Regions from separate parts of the Homo sapiens genome. Here all the other regions are linked to region 1. Evidence: chromatin contacts called from ENCODE Hi-C or POLR2A ChIA-PET data. All regions are on one chromosome and are shown on one strand. Each heading gives the region's core, a stretch centred on a gene start or an enhancer-like site at or near the end of the contact. The rest is flanking DNA. Distances are from core to core; before and after follow the strand shown. Region 1 overlaps MCUR1 (mitochondrial calcium uniporter regulator 1). Region 2 overlaps GFOD1 (Gfo/Idh/MocA-like oxidoreductase domain containing 1). Region 3 overlaps GFOD1 (Gfo/Idh/MocA-like oxidoreductase domain containing 1).

Region 1 (2,615 bases), core at 82-2,581:
AACCTAGCGGGGAGGTTGTTCTTGGTAATCATAAACTTGGATTACTCTGAAGCACAAGGCAGTAGTAAATTATACAGCGAGTGTGTTTGTAACATGCATTGGTGAAGATGAGTTTTCTGGCTCTCGTTCTTTCGGTAAAGTTATAATGTTAAATATTAAATTGCAAATTAACTATGATATTTACAGCCAGTTCCAAAAGCAGTATGGCATATAAACTTCTGGGGCATGGGGATATAGAGCTACATAGATGTTATTTTTAAAACCATGACAGCGTCAATATTTAGGCTCTTCTTTTGTGGGTGAGTCAATGTTGAGTTAATGAAGACTGAGGTTTAGTGGTGCACAAAATCTTGTTCCACGCCGCCCTCTAGTGGTGATCTGATGCATCGGGCTCTCCTGGTCTGAAACCCTGAGGTTTAAAGAGCATTGTTCTTGGTTTTACAACCTACTCCTTGGCTTAGGGTTTTGGGGTTTTTTGTTTTTGTTTTTGTTTCTCTTTCTCTTTTTTTTCTTTTTTTTTTTTCTACTTCTAAGCTCCCAGTAGTCCCAGGAGAATATTTTATAGCTAGGAAGTTTCTATATACTTCAAAGGATTAACTTTTTCTTTCTATAACAAGGTTAATGTAGTTCTTAAAAGTCGTCATTCAAATTACTGATTGTCATATGCTCAATTAAATCTTGTTGCCCACTACTAAGGAGATAAGTCTGATTTCAATCTTACTGTCTACAAAACTGCACTAAATCTTTTCACTGACATTAATAGCCAAAAGGCGAGATACTTTAACTCTGGGTAGAATTAGTTCCTTTAGTAACGCTGGATTATGGCTACGCCCAAGTGGGTTTTTTTATTGTTATTAAAACCAACATGTGCAGGAGGCTAAGGCAGGAGAATTGCTTGAACCTGGGAGGCAGAGGTTGCAGGGACCCCAGATCAAGCCACTGCACTCCAGCCTGGGAATAGAGTGAGACTCCATCTCAAAACAAAAAACCAAGCCAAAAAAAAAAAAACCCAACATGTGATGAGTTAGTGTATTTATGTATTTACATTGTATTTTATAATCACAACACAATGTCTTTGTCATAGAATAATAATCCTTGGCAGCTATTTGTTCCCCAACTTCATACCTTTTCTGTCTTTTGTTGAGACTCAAGTAGTGACGTGTTTTGCTACTAGTTATGATGGGATAGCTCCTAAATTGAGTTGAGTCTCCATTTTCAACCCTCTCAAAACCAAAAACCATATGACTCAGCATCCTTCGAAATTGGTCCCCAGGGAGTGCTACTACAATAGTGGGAGGGACCTAAAGACATCACAGGAAATATGCAGGGAGAAGTGACAGATGACTAAGGAAATCCAGATATTAGAGGAATGAGTAAGTATAAATAAGAAACTTTAGCCAGCACGGCAGGTCATGCTTGTAATCCCAGCACCTTGGGAGGCCGAGGTGGGCAGATTGCTCGAGCTCAGAAGTTTGAGACCAGCCTGGGCAACATGGCAAAGCCCCATCTCTATGGAAAAAAAAAAAAAAGAAACCTCAAGTAACACATATAAAGAAGCAGGTAGGCTACTTAATCCCAGAGGTGACTTTCTGGTGTTACGTATTCTAGGAGGTACTGAGACCAGAATATTTAAGGCACCAGAGAAGGAGAAGAGAGAGGAGTAGATCAGAATCTGACCCATGTTACGTGTTTATTTCAGTATTCATTGAACGAAAAGAAGCTGCTGGAATTGAGAACAGAAATAGTGGCATTGGTAAGAAACAAGACTGTGATTTTTCTTTGTCTTTGTACTCATCTTTGCTTCGTTCCATGCATGGTTGTTTGTAATGATAATAGGAAGTTACATGCAGGTTTACTGTCATGGGAATTTTTTACATTGTGCTAAAATACACACAACATAAAAATTAGGATCTTAACCATTTTTTAAGTGTACAGTTCAGTACATTTAAAGTACATTCACATTTTGGGGCAACCATCGCCACTGGCTATCACAGAACTCTTTATTTTGCAAAATTGAAACTCTGCACCCTTTATACATTCCCTTTTCCAGCCTCTGGTGACCTCCATTCTACTGTCTATGGATTTGACTATTCTACATACCTCATATAAATAGAATCATAGCATTTGTCTTTTTGTGGCTGGCTTATTTCACTTAACACAGTGTCCTGAAGGTTCATCCATGTTGTTGAAATGACAGGACTTTCTTCCTTTTTAAGGCTGATTAGTATTCCATTATATGTATATGCCACATTTTCTTTATTCGTCTGTCAAGGGCACTTGTGTTGCTTCCACCCGTTGGCCTTTGTGAATAGTGCTGCTGTGGGCATGGGTGCACAGATGTCTGTTGGGATCCCTGCTTTCAGTTCTTTTGGGTATATATGCAGAAGTGGAGTGTCACAGGATTTTTTGCACTTCACAAAGTGTTTGGTTATCGTAATGGAAGATAGTTATCCTATGAAAGATTTAAACTTTCTTAATGAAAGTTTCCTTTTCTTCTTTCTTTTTTTTTTTTTTTTTTTTTGAGGTGGGGTCTCGCTCTGTCACCCAGGCTGGAGTGCAGTGGCTCAATCTCAGCTCACTGCACCCTCCTTCACCTCAGCCTGTAGAGTAGCTGG
Region 2 (2,615 bases), core at 67-2,566, 370 kb after region 1:
ATAAACAAACCAATTCATAAGTACAGCCATTATTTCACGTTGGGGCCACACAACCCTTTGACAGCCAGTGTCTGCCGCATAGGAGACCAGCTCCTCCAGGCAGCCTGTGGCGCTGTTTCCCTTTACTGGCAGCTGTGCTATGGCCAGCCAGGGCTTCTCAGCCCAAAATGAGATAGCTCCAGTCTTTTCACTCTCATGAAAAGAACAGCTTCCCACCCATCTTGATTTCTGCTGGGGTCTTTCCTCTTTGTGCCATTTGAGAGCCACCTGGGAGCACATCTTAGTAAATATATGACCTGGGCTCATGTTTGTAGAGTCCTGTCTGAGCATCTAGCAAGCTGGCTCACGTGCTCAGGGACTTGGTACCAATTAAGACATTTATTCCCACTTTTCATATGGTCGAGAAGATGTATGTCCAACACAGTGCTTTTAACTAGGTCAGAGAAAAAGCAGGCGGGAAGCTATACATTTTACAATACTTAGTGGACCTTCTTGCTAGAATTAGTGAATGGTCAGAAAGTCCGCTTCTGATGGAGGGCCAAAGGGAGCTCTTTCAGCTCACAGCCGGGCTGTGGTGTTTGGGGAGGGAAGTTTGAGAGTGGCCGCAGAAGTACAGATGATCAAAAGCAGTACTCCTGCCGCCCGCCCTGGGAGGGGGCCTGGACTCCCTCAGGGAAGGCTTTTTTGGTGCTTTGGGTAGAGAAGCTGGAGATAGCAACTGTTGAATTTCCCCAGGCTTCGTGATTTAAAGCCCTGAGCCTTTTTCCATTGTTGTTCTTGCAGCGGCCTTTAATGTGCTGGGTGTGAAAGGGAGTGGAAATGAAAAGCCAGCGCATCGCATCGCACTGGGGGCCTGAGATCAGAAGGTGATGGAAAATGGAAATGTCAAGTTTGCGTTTCCACTGCTGGCCGCAAGGGCCTCAGGCGGCACCCCCTCCTCCCGCCTCGGCTTTCGCATCCTTCTCACTTCCTCCCCAGCCCCCCAGTTTTCACACGGCCCAGTGATAAGTGTCACTCTGGGCTGAGTGAGGCTCGTGGCTTGTCAAAAGAGGCACTAGGACGAGAACAGAGAAATTCAGCATGGGCTTGAGAGGCACGTAAAGGAACTGGCCTTCTAAAGACACCGCAGAGAGACCGCAAAGTGGGTTGGTTTTCCTTTTCTAACACTGAGAAGAAAAGGAGTTCAAAATTCACACATGGTTGATAGAAAAGACGATCTGTTTCCACATGGACTTTCCTATCTCTGTGGTGCCCAGGATGCTTAGACCTGTGAGTCTTTGAACCCAGCTTGTGTTGATGTAGCTCGGGGCACTGTCAGGCCTTTGTGCCCAGCCAGGCGTGGAGGTGTTTGAAAAGAGAGCCATCAACACCTTTCCATCGGGGACTTGCGATTTTTCTCTTTTGGTTGAGTCAACTTTGAAGTTTAGTAGTTCCTTCCCACGCTTGGTGGCCACAATGTCACGAGGCTCAGCCTGGTGTCGTGGGGCTGCTAAAGATTCCGTAGAGGCTGGAAAGGTGCCTGTCAGGGGCACCAGGAATTACGTACAAGTCTAAGGAAGCTCCAGGCTTAGGAAATAGTGGGATAAACCTTCCTTTATTATCGCATGGGATAATCACATTTGTGAAATGTAGATGTCTCAAATTTATACAAATTGAATTCTGAAAAACATCAGAAAAGTTTATTACAAAGCCTTTTTTTTTGAGACAGGCTCTTACTCTGTCACCCAGGCTGGAATGCAGTGGTACAATCACAGCTCACTGTAGCGTTGAACTCCTGGGCTCACGCGATCCTCCTGCCTCAGTCTGCTGAGTAGGCGGGACTAGAGGTGCACACCACCATGCCGGGCTAATTTTTGTAGCGATGAGATTTCACCATATTGCCCAGGGTGGTTTCAAACTCCTGGGCTCAAGGGATTCGCCTGCCTTAGCCTCTCAAAGTGCTGGGATTACAGGCATGAGGCACTGCGCCTGGCCAACAAAGTCCTTTTTTATCATCATGTTTTTAACTCTTCACAGTTTTCTATGTCTGTTACCTCACTTGAGCCCAGCTGGATTTTTGACCATTTGGATAACAGTTATTGGATTTTTCTGGAAGTCTCTACATGCATGTTCTCTGTTCAAAGGGCTTGAGGTGGACAAGTTATGCATGGCCTTCAGTTTTGGGAAGACTCTGTATGATCCTGATAAATGTAATTTCAAGATGATTATATCAAACTGAAAAAGGTGCATTGTGATCCTCTGTTACCTCAGTTTTGTCCTGTGAGGTCCAATCACACACAACTTCGGAGCCACTGCCCGCTTCCTTGTAGTTTACAAAAAATGCTTTGCCACGCTCATCACAATAACTGTGAGAGAGATATGATTATATTTCTGCTGTGCAGAGGAGAAAACTGAGGCCCAGAGAAGTTAAGTAACCTCCCCCAAGACACAGATATGAGAAAGAGATGAGACTCAAACCCCAGCCTTCTGGCACCAGGGGCATGTTCTTCCACCAACAGACACTGACAGCCGTTGCCAGAACAAGAGAAAGCTGGGCAGAAGTCGACACCTTTGGCAAAGGGCTGCCTGTCCTCTGGCCTTGCTGGTTGTTAGCCCCGCTTCTGCTCATAAGGTCC
Region 3 (2,615 bases), core at 30-2,529, 340 kb after region 1:
CCGCAATCTTGTCTGAATAAACAGCAGTCAAGACAGAGGTATGCCTCTAGTAAACTCCCATCCTGTCTATTGGACAATGCTGTACCAAGAGGGCTGACGAGGCCAGTGTTAAACTGTGACCGACTGGGAGTTGAGGATGCTCCGGGTAATGAGTCCCCCTCCCTGTTAGCAGAGTTCCAGTAGGTGGGTGTTCCAGTGCCTAAGTGCAGGCAAGTCATGGGGCAAGGTGACCTTCTGTGCCTGTCATGATCTAATAGAGCTCTTTGTGTGGGTGTCTGTGCTTAATTTGGCTGAAACATTTATTTCTCTTCTGAATGGGCTTCCTTGTTTCACACAGAAAGTTGGCCCATGTGGGGTGCTGCTGACAGGCAGTAGCAGGGCGTCTGGTGGGCTACCGTTTTGGCTTAATGTTTACTCCTTTGCCTGCAGTTTTAGGCATCCCTCTGTCAAACTGTCAACCCTTGGTGAATATCATAGGATTTTCTCTTTAGAATAACCTGTGTTCGCATCCCAGGTGTTTTTATAATTCAATTCAAACCAATGACAAGGTGGCTTTCCCATTCGTGGTAGCCACCCGGCTGGGGACCATTCCCCACAGTTTCTGTGAGTCCAGAGTTGGCTTCACTCTCAGGAAACAAAATCCCTGATGGGCATCTGGAATTACCAAGGTGATTTAGTGATAGGGACTTCTAAAAGAGCTAACCCCAAGCACAAAACTCAGTTCGGGTTGGGTCAGAAACCTGACCCACCCCGCACCTCTCTGGGTGTATTGCTCACTGCCAGGCTTTGGGGCTGTTTCAGGAGGCTATGTTCTTACAGGGACAAGAGCCAGTGTGTGTGCGTGTGTGGGTGTGTGTGTTTGTGTGTAGAGCCCTGGTGTGTCAGGCACACGTGCAGAGAGATTTAGATCAGCAGACCTCAGATGACGAAACCCTAAACTCTAGCGGAAGCAACTGCATCAGATGGTGGAAAATCTCATCCAAATGCCTTTACAGTGTCTTTCAGGTTTTTGATATCAAGACAACCAGAAATTTGCTGTGAGTGACAGCCAGGAGGTGATGCTAATATCCTGGGGTCTGAAGATTCCTCCCCTCCCTCTACGAAACTCTTGCTCTGGTGTCCATTTGTGGGGCCACCTCTCTCCCCCTCTTGCAGCCCACAGAAGGACTGGGAAGCATTGACAGTGGTCCCCAGCTGCCACCTGCTGTCTGTGACTCATGCACTGTCTGTGGGAGGGTGGAGAATATCATCAGTGGGTTGCGGGGCAGAGAGTGGGAAGTGTCTGCTTTGTGGCTGATGTGTGAGTGTGGGAACATGTGTGCTCCTGGACGGGAGTGGTGGCATTGCTCATTCTGAGGAGCTGGCGGGTAGCATGGAAATGTGTCTTCACTTGGTTTTTTGGGTTTCTAGTTTCCTTTTTTCTTTTTTTAAGACATAGCTACTGAAAGGCCAGGAAGTAGGACTTGGGGGCATGCCAGTGAGTTGGAAGCCGCATTAATGTCCTGTATCTTTAGCTCTTCAGTCCAACAAAGGTGCAATTATTATGTTATGCACATGCCTTCTGCAGGATTATGTATTGGCATTGCTGATTCTAGCTAATGTCTTTTAGCAGTTTGATGGGCTTATATTAGTTTCCGGGAGTTGCCGTAACAAAGTACCATCAGCTGGGTGGCTTAAACAACAGAAATTAATTTTTTTCAGTTCTGGAGGCTGGAAGCTGGAGGTATCAAGGTGTGGGCAGGGCTGGTTCCTTCTGAGGGCTGTGAGGGAGTCTGTTCCAGCCCTGTCCTGGCTTCTGCTGGCCTGCCGGCAGTCTCTGATGCTCCTTGGCCTGAGGATGCATCACCTCGTCTCTGCTTTCATGTTCAGTGGGGTTCTGCCTGTGTGCATGCCTGTGTCTGAATTTTTCCTTTATATAGGTGGCACCAGTCATATTGGATTAGGGCCAACCCTCATGACTTCATCCTGACTAATTACATCTGCCACAACTCTGTTTCCAAATAAGGTCACATTCACAGGTACTGGAAGTGAGGACTGTGACATCTTTTGGGGAGACACAATTCAACCCATAATGAAAGCAAAAGGGGGTTTTGTGTTCCCCTTATGTGAGAGGTCATGTGATCATAGGTTATGGAGGCTGATGGCCTGGGATTGACAGCTGCCACTTACTAGCTGTGTGTCTTTAGGCAACTTGCCTGTCTTGTTTCCATATCAGTAAAATGAACAAATTTTAAAATATGGTTGACAGGTTATAATTTAATACACATAAAGTTCTTTAAAGAATACTTCGCATATTGTAGCTTTCACTAAATCTAAGTTGCTTCTGTCACTTCTGCTACTACCTCTATTTGACTTGCTTGTTTAAAGTTATGGGAATATAGTTTTATTGAGGATGCTTTAAAAAGGGTGAATTGAAAGGAATAAGGACATTGCCACCTGAATTTTTAGATTTATGTATCTTCAAATGACTCAATAATTGCTCACTCTAGGAAATCTGCAACTATGCATTGTGTTTTGAATACTGAAAAGAAATTATCTTTGAAACCGCATTTATTCATTTGATAAACATTTATTCAAGCCTCGCTGTACATGAAACACTTTGCTAGGTAGTGAGG

Evidence for each region. A loop is a pair of places that touch in the nucleus more often than their neighbours do. ChIA-PET counts read pairs that join two places held with the same protein, here RNA polymerase II (POLR2A). Pooled maps may share reads with other maps.
Region 2: a loop to region 1 is called in a map with no recorded cell type, with 4 times the contacts of the local background. The contact joins two enhancer-like sites. A Hi-C loop is called at or near these places in 1 of 37 single-sample maps with no recorded cell type and 6 of 50 pooled maps. POLR2A ChIA-PET finds 5 or more read pairs at or near these places in 1 of 52 experiments (GM12878).
Region 3: a map of naive thymus-derived CD4-positive, alpha-beta T cell shows a loop between it and region 1 (8-fold over the local background). The contact joins two enhancer-like sites. A Hi-C loop is called at or near these places in 1 of 168 maps with a recorded cell type or tissue (naive thymus-derived CD4-positive, alpha-beta T cell) and 5 of 50 pooled maps. POLR2A ChIA-PET finds 5 or more read pairs at or near these places in 1 of 52 experiments (naive thymus-derived CD4-positive, alpha-beta T cell).

Annotation. Positions count from the first base shown.
Region 1 is chr6:13,793,032-13,795,646 of GRCh38, reverse strand. It overlaps MCUR1 (mitochondrial calcium uniporter regulator 1), which reads left to right. Exons shown (of 9, transcript NM_001031713.4): 7 at 1,700-1,753. Among named protein-coding and RNA genes, the nearest start is that of MCUR1, 20 kb to the left of the region's middle. Within about 2 kb of position 1,331, at least 4 of the 41 ENCODE cell types and tissues checked have a DNase peak (open chromatin) inside an H3K27ac peak, as active enhancers do; they include GM12878, where a contact is called at or near this core.
Region 2 is chr6:13,426,737-13,429,351 of GRCh38, reverse strand. The region is part of intron 1 of GFOD1 (Gfo/Idh/MocA-like oxidoreductase domain containing 1); the gene reads left to right. Among named protein-coding and RNA genes, the nearest start is that of GFOD1-AS1, 58 kb to the left of the region's middle. RefSeq lists enhancers at 14-83, 1,094-1,523. Within about 2 kb of position 1,316, at least 16 of the 41 ENCODE cell types and tissues checked have a DNase peak (open chromatin) inside an H3K27ac peak, as active enhancers do; they include GM12878, where a contact is called at or near this core.
Region 3 is chr6:13,453,360-13,455,974 of GRCh38, reverse strand. All of the region lies in intron 1 of GFOD1 (Gfo/Idh/MocA-like oxidoreductase domain containing 1), which reads left to right. Among named protein-coding and RNA genes, the nearest start is that of GFOD1-AS1, 32 kb to the left of the region's middle. Within about 2 kb of position 1,279, at least 23 of the 41 ENCODE cell types and tissues checked have a DNase peak (open chromatin) inside an H3K27ac peak, as active enhancers do.